Linked DNA regions of Homo sapiens: region 2 is linked to region 1. Evidence: chromatin loops called from intact Hi-C (ENCODE). Cell type or tissue: ascending aorta. All regions are shown on one strand. Links, peaks and the distances in the headings refer to the core of each region. The heading gives the core; the rest is flanking DNA.

What was found. Peaks named below come from ENCODE experiments on the same cell type or tissue, not always from the same donor. Only the 100,000 strongest peaks of a DNase experiment are listed, where the experiment ranks them.
Region 2: a loop joins it to region 1, with 2.7 times the contacts of the local background. A loop is called at or near these places in 3 of 110 quality-filtered maps.

The regions. Positions count from the first base shown.
Region 1 is chr10:17,213,762-17,216,566 of GRCh38, reverse strand. VIM-AS1 (VIM antisense RNA 1) reads left to right here. Exons shown (of 3, transcript NR_108061.1): 2 at 293-400; 3 at 1,203-2,328. Among named protein-coding and RNA genes, the nearest start is that of VIM, 13 kb to the left of the region's middle. In ascending aorta, for the core only: no CTCF peak of the experiment used is centred there; DNase peaks (open chromatin) are centred at 950 and 1,266; H3K4me3 peaks cover 1,146 bases; H3K27ac peaks cover 2,500 bases.
Region 2 is chr10:17,150,910-17,153,714 of GRCh38, reverse strand. It overlaps TRDMT1 (tRNA aspartic acid methyltransferase 1), which reads left to right. Exons shown (of 11, transcript NM_004412.7): 10 at 79-208. Among named protein-coding and RNA genes, the nearest start is that of CUBN, 23 kb to the right of the region's middle. In ascending aorta, for the core only: no CTCF peak of the experiment used is centred there; no DNase peak of the experiment used is centred there; H3K4me3 peaks cover 834 bases; H3K27ac peaks cover 2,138 bases.

The DNA.
Region 1 (2,805 bases), core at 88-2,587:
ATAGCATAATAACTAGTTGCTGGGTTACTACCTAAAACACAGGCCCCAAACTACAGCCAGGAAGGGCAGTTAGCAATTAAGTAAAGGAAATGACTATGACTAGTGGGTCTGAAACCCAACACACTGCCCATATCCTTCTTAGCATAGGGAGGCATTGATGTTACTTAGGCAACTTTTATCACTAAGGAAGTAGTTTTGGTGACTCATGCTCATAACAGAATGACTTATTTCAAGACCTGAGTGTTCAGTAACCTTACCATTATGCTTCTGTTTTCTTTTTTTTTGGACTCAGACAGCAAAGCTCCCTTTGGATGACATAGATTTATTACTTAGTAGTATATTATGTATTGGCTGTCCCACATTTTGAAATTTAATGGACTCGTGGTGATCAGAATAAAAGGTCAGTATTTCCTACAATATGTTGATACGTTAAAGGCAGAACTAACACCTCATTTTCTAAGCAGAACTATTATCTTATTAAATGTCTAAGTTGACATTTCTTGCCAATTTTTTTTTACTTAATGTAACAGTGCTGTTTCAAATACTAGTCATTATTTAATAACTAAAATGGAATGCTGAAGAATTTTATGCTATGACATAAAATGCCGTATTTTTTCCCCAAATATATGAAAAATGGAATTAAAATCTCCACTGAGTGTTGCTATTACAAAAGGAAGAAATCCTAAGGAAATTCATTGGCTAGGTTCTCGGTTCAGATTTACAGCCTACCTGCTTGATGGCCCAACAGCATTTATTTCTTGACAATTGACATTTTTTTCTGTGTTAAAAATAGCTGAGAAGTTGTAGAAAAATTAGTTAATTAAAAGAGTTATAGGTTGCTAATGTGTTTGGAGAGCTTTATGGAAGAACTTACTGTTGACAGAAAAAGCAAGCCACAAGCCAAGGACCTGAGCTGGCTTCTGGGGTAGTGCAGGAGCAACTTGGCTTGGGTTCCAGGGTTTGTCGGGAGCCTTGGAGATGCCAGCTTCCAGTGTGGTCAGCCAAGGATTTACCTGAATCACTAGTATACCTTTTGTCCTAATTCCAGAAATCATGCCATAAGTCTCAAAATTTGGACAGTGTTACTTGAGCTGTTTTTATTTTGCTTTCAATTGAGTCCTTTTCTGGTTTTAATTTTGTAGCTGGAACAGCTTGAAAAAGGCAATGAGTCATGACAAATATTTCTTTTCTTCTCAATATAGAAGCCTTCGATGTGAGGCCCAGGCATTGAGTACCATGTGTGCGATTCACAAGCCTTGGCATCTGAACAATTTTTTGGAAGGATCCATCAGGACAACACGTCGGGGGTGTACTAGTGAAGTGATTTTCCAAATGTGCTACTCAGACCTGTAGCATCAGCATCACCGGATAATTTGTTAGAAATTCCAACTGTTAGGCCCCACTTTAGACCAACTGAATGTGAAACTCTGGGAGTACGTGGGGCCCAGCAATTTGTGTTTTTACAAGACTTACCAGGTGATTCTGAGAACCACTGTGCTAGTGAATTGTTCCTGTCTGTGGCCACGTAGAATAAGAAAACCATAGGGTTGGAAAATGGGGAAACTGGTGAGTGTTCGCTTATGAGGAAATGAAGAATAGATAGAAAAGAATTAGTTAACTTTTGGAATTCAAAAGAGAAGCAGTTTGTAAAAGCCAGGAATTTGATTTGAAGGACTAATTGCTTGCAGAATCTTTGCTTTCTCAGAGAGGGGCAATCCAGATCACTAGGTTACCGTGAAATATGTTGGTATGGCTCTAAAATTCTAGAATAATCTCTCTAGTGAGAAAAGGCATACCTTTCCATATTAGGACAAAACTTCAAATCAGGTTTGTAAAATCCTATAAGATTATTGTATCCCATTGCCATGGCCAACTTGTTTGTCTCTGGAGATCCCAGTTTCTACATCTGAAAACCATATGCATTCCTGCTCACCAGGAATTATCTCGCTGAATGAAGCAAGAGATTCAGGATGTGTAAGAGAATTTATGAAGCATTTGGATTACCAAGAAATGTGAAGTATAAAGATCAAGAATGATTATTACAAACACTGATGGTAAAGAGGTGTTTCGAAGTCGATGCAAAAAATGAGTTGCTTATTTCAGTCTCTCTTTGATATATCTGCCTTTTTAGTGCTGACTCTATCATGTATTCACTATTTGATTTTCAGTGAATCACATTTTTTAAAGCTTTTAATCTGTTTCCTCAAAAAATATATTTTTTAAAAATATTTACTCAGGATTGTTGTGAGAATAAAATTGATTCGATTGATATTTCAAAAAAGAAATATATTTTTAAAAAATAAAGCAATACCATTTTTGGATATGCTAGTGCTCTGACTGTTATTTTATGTCTGGGTTGAGGAATCCTAAAGGACTGTTGACATAATGACATCATCCAGGGGTTTGGAATAAGAGTATACATCAGCAAGTTTTCTGATTACAAAAAGTAGCTATGTTTACTTTTCTGTTAATTCTCCTTCAGTGGAATGTTTCAATTTTCTCATGAGATGGGGGAGATCCATTTTTTTGAGAGCTCTGTTTTATTAAAGAAAGCAAGTCTGGTGGCTCATGCCTATAATTTTAGCACTTCAAGATGCTGAAGTGGGAGGATCACCTGAGCTCAGGAATTCAAGACCAGCCTGGGCAACATAGCAAAAACCTATCTCTATGAAAAATTTTTAAAAATTAGCTGGGCATGGTGTTGCATGCCTGTAGTACCAGTCACTCAGGAGGCTGAGGTGGGAGGATCACTTAAGCCCTGGAGGACTAGGCTGCAGTGAGCAGTAAGCTATGATCATGCCACTG
Region 2 (2,805 bases), core at 272-2,771, 63 kb after region 1:
TTTCAACTATCTCACAGCAGGAGATCTTAAATCTAGTTGCACATTACTTTTTTAGTTATCTTGGGTATTTTCTTACAGGTTGAGAATATCTACAAATCCCTTACCAATTTGTCACAAGAAGAACAGATAACAAAGCTGTTAATACTTAAACTGCGATATTTCACTCCTAAAGAAATAGCAAATCTCCTTGGATTTCCTCCAGAGTTCGGTATGTGGGATACGTGCAGAATTCAGCTTTCATGTATTAAAACTCTCAAAAATCTTTAGGGACTTGTGTGTCTAGGACTTGCCTAAACAAATGGGCTCAAGAAACCTCTTTCCTTTCCTGATCATGCCATTTATGGCATCTTTCTGCCCTCTTTCCCCTCATAACTGCCTCATTCGGTTCTCTACTGACTCATTCTCCCCCTCTCTAACTCCAGTAGTGGGTCACAGAGGTTGGCATGGCTAGAAGGGTCACATTGGCAACTCCTTGCCTCTTTCCACAGATGGCTGTGCATAGCATCCCCTTTCCAGCTTATTTTCTTTTCCAGAGGTCCTCTCCTAATCACCCCACACTAGAGCTTGTGAAAGAATGCTTTCGATTGGCTTTTTATAAATTAAAAGGCAGTTGAGGGATTATTTTCGAAGGGTGGGGGTGTATTGGTATTTATTCTCCTCAGAGATACACCTGTGTCAGCTGTGTGCCCCTATCCTTCCCTACAAGGGGTAGGTGGAGAAAGAGGAGGTGGAGAGGCTGTCTAGGAAGGAGCTTTCATAATGGAATGAAAGGGGGACTCAGAAGATGAAATTGACACAGGAGATGAATTGACACAGAGTTAATGAAAGATTGGGGATCTACAGCAAGGAATCTCAAGAACAAATGGGAAGATTTAGTTGTAGAGTGAGAAAGTCAAAGGCCTAATTCCATTGGCAGTCCAAGAAGTCCAGGGATTGGTGCTCTGAAGAGATTGGACACACTGCTTTGGCCTTCTCAGAGATGCCCCAGCCCATCTCCCTGATCCCACTACCGGGGCCAGTGCTCTCAGCTCTGAGGAGGCTGTGGGTTTCTTAGGCCTGGGGTGGGCATGCTCCCAGTACCTGGCTGATGGGCTGGGAGGAAGACTCACGTCCCTCGAATGCTTCCCTGGCTAGAGAAGGAGGAAATGTGCTTTTGAGGACTCTTGAGAGTTTGAATGCAGAAAAGTCAAACTTTGTTAAGTCCAATACTTTTGTAATATTAATATGGCACTATCCCTCAAATAAATAATGGGTTTAATAGATCGTGTTTCAAATTCTAAATAATGGATTTAAGCTGAGGTTTTGGAACACAACCATTTTGTACATAGGGAACAAACTGCCAATATAATTTGACTACTCTCTTGGTAATTGATTCTCTGAGTGTAGTCGCAGCAACCAGTTTTATTTTGTACTCCCTGCCTCTTTCTTGGTGATCTCATTTTTGTCCCAAATATCCTGGGGAGTGTTGTTTAAGAAAAACACAAACTTTCCTTGTAGTTTATGTCACAAAACGAGTGACAGCATTACAAAACAAATAGAAGAGCTGAGAATTAGACTTAAGAATTCTCATTCCTAGTCTGCTTTCCTAGCTACTATTTTTTTTTCCTTTTTTCAGATGAGCAATCAGACATACTCTTGAAGACAGAAAAGAGATTAACTATTCAATTAAAATGAATTCCTCAGCTTTTCTTCAGTGCTTTTTTGTTTTCAAAGGGCAGTAGTCACTTTGGTAATACTGAACCTTGGTAAGGAGCACAGAGCCCAGAGTCAGACTGAATGATTTCATATCCCAGCCCCACCTTAACCGTTCCCTTCTTTAGTTTACTTCTCTGTAAAATGAGGATGATCATAACTCCTGCTTCATAGAGTTATTGTGATAGTTAAATGAGTCAATGTTTATGAAATTCTTATCTAATATCTGAGACATAATGTAAAATTTGTTTTAGCTTTCATTTTTAGAATGAGCCATGTATTTACTTTTATAATCTTTATTTCATAAATATTTTTCTCATTTTTTAAAATTTTAAGTTGGTGAAATAGAATTTTTCAAAGCTCTTTGAATATATATGTATAATACTTAGAAAAACAGCCTTTGAAATTACTGAACCTCCTTCTAAAATACGTGATATGTTTTTGGAGTTGAGCTTACCCTGATGTCACCACTGAGCAGCACCGTGACACAACTGTCCCTCATGTGTGTTTCCAACATTATTGACCCTGGGTCCAAAAATGGGCATTGTTTGAGCTGTTTGTCTACTGGCAATGATGGATCTGCATTGATCCTTCCAAACCCTCTGTCCTGGTTCTGTGACTGGTGGTGTGTATTCTGCGGTAGCGGGCTTTTGAAGAAAAACACTAACCTGTCCTTACGGGTGAAAGCTGATATCTTGACCTTGTTCATCCCATGTTTCTTTGTTTTTGAGGATTATTATTGTTATTTTTAATGTATCTAAGTTTTTTAAAAGTTGTCTTTTAACTTAAAAAATTATGTCATTTTTTTCACAAATTGTTAGATTGGTAGAAAAGTAATTTGCCATCACTTTCAGTGGCAAAAACTTCAATTACTTTTGTGCCAACCTAATAGTTTAGATTTAAAGAAATATGCACAGATGCTTTACTTTCAGTGGCAAAAACTGCAATGCTTTTGCACCAACCTAATAATTTAGATTTAAAGAAATATGCACAGATGCACGCACACACACACACATGCACACACACATAGATATAATTTGTACGAATCTTACTTATTTGTTTTCAAACCTTTCTTTCCTTCTGAGGTAATTGTAATATTGCAAAAGATCATCT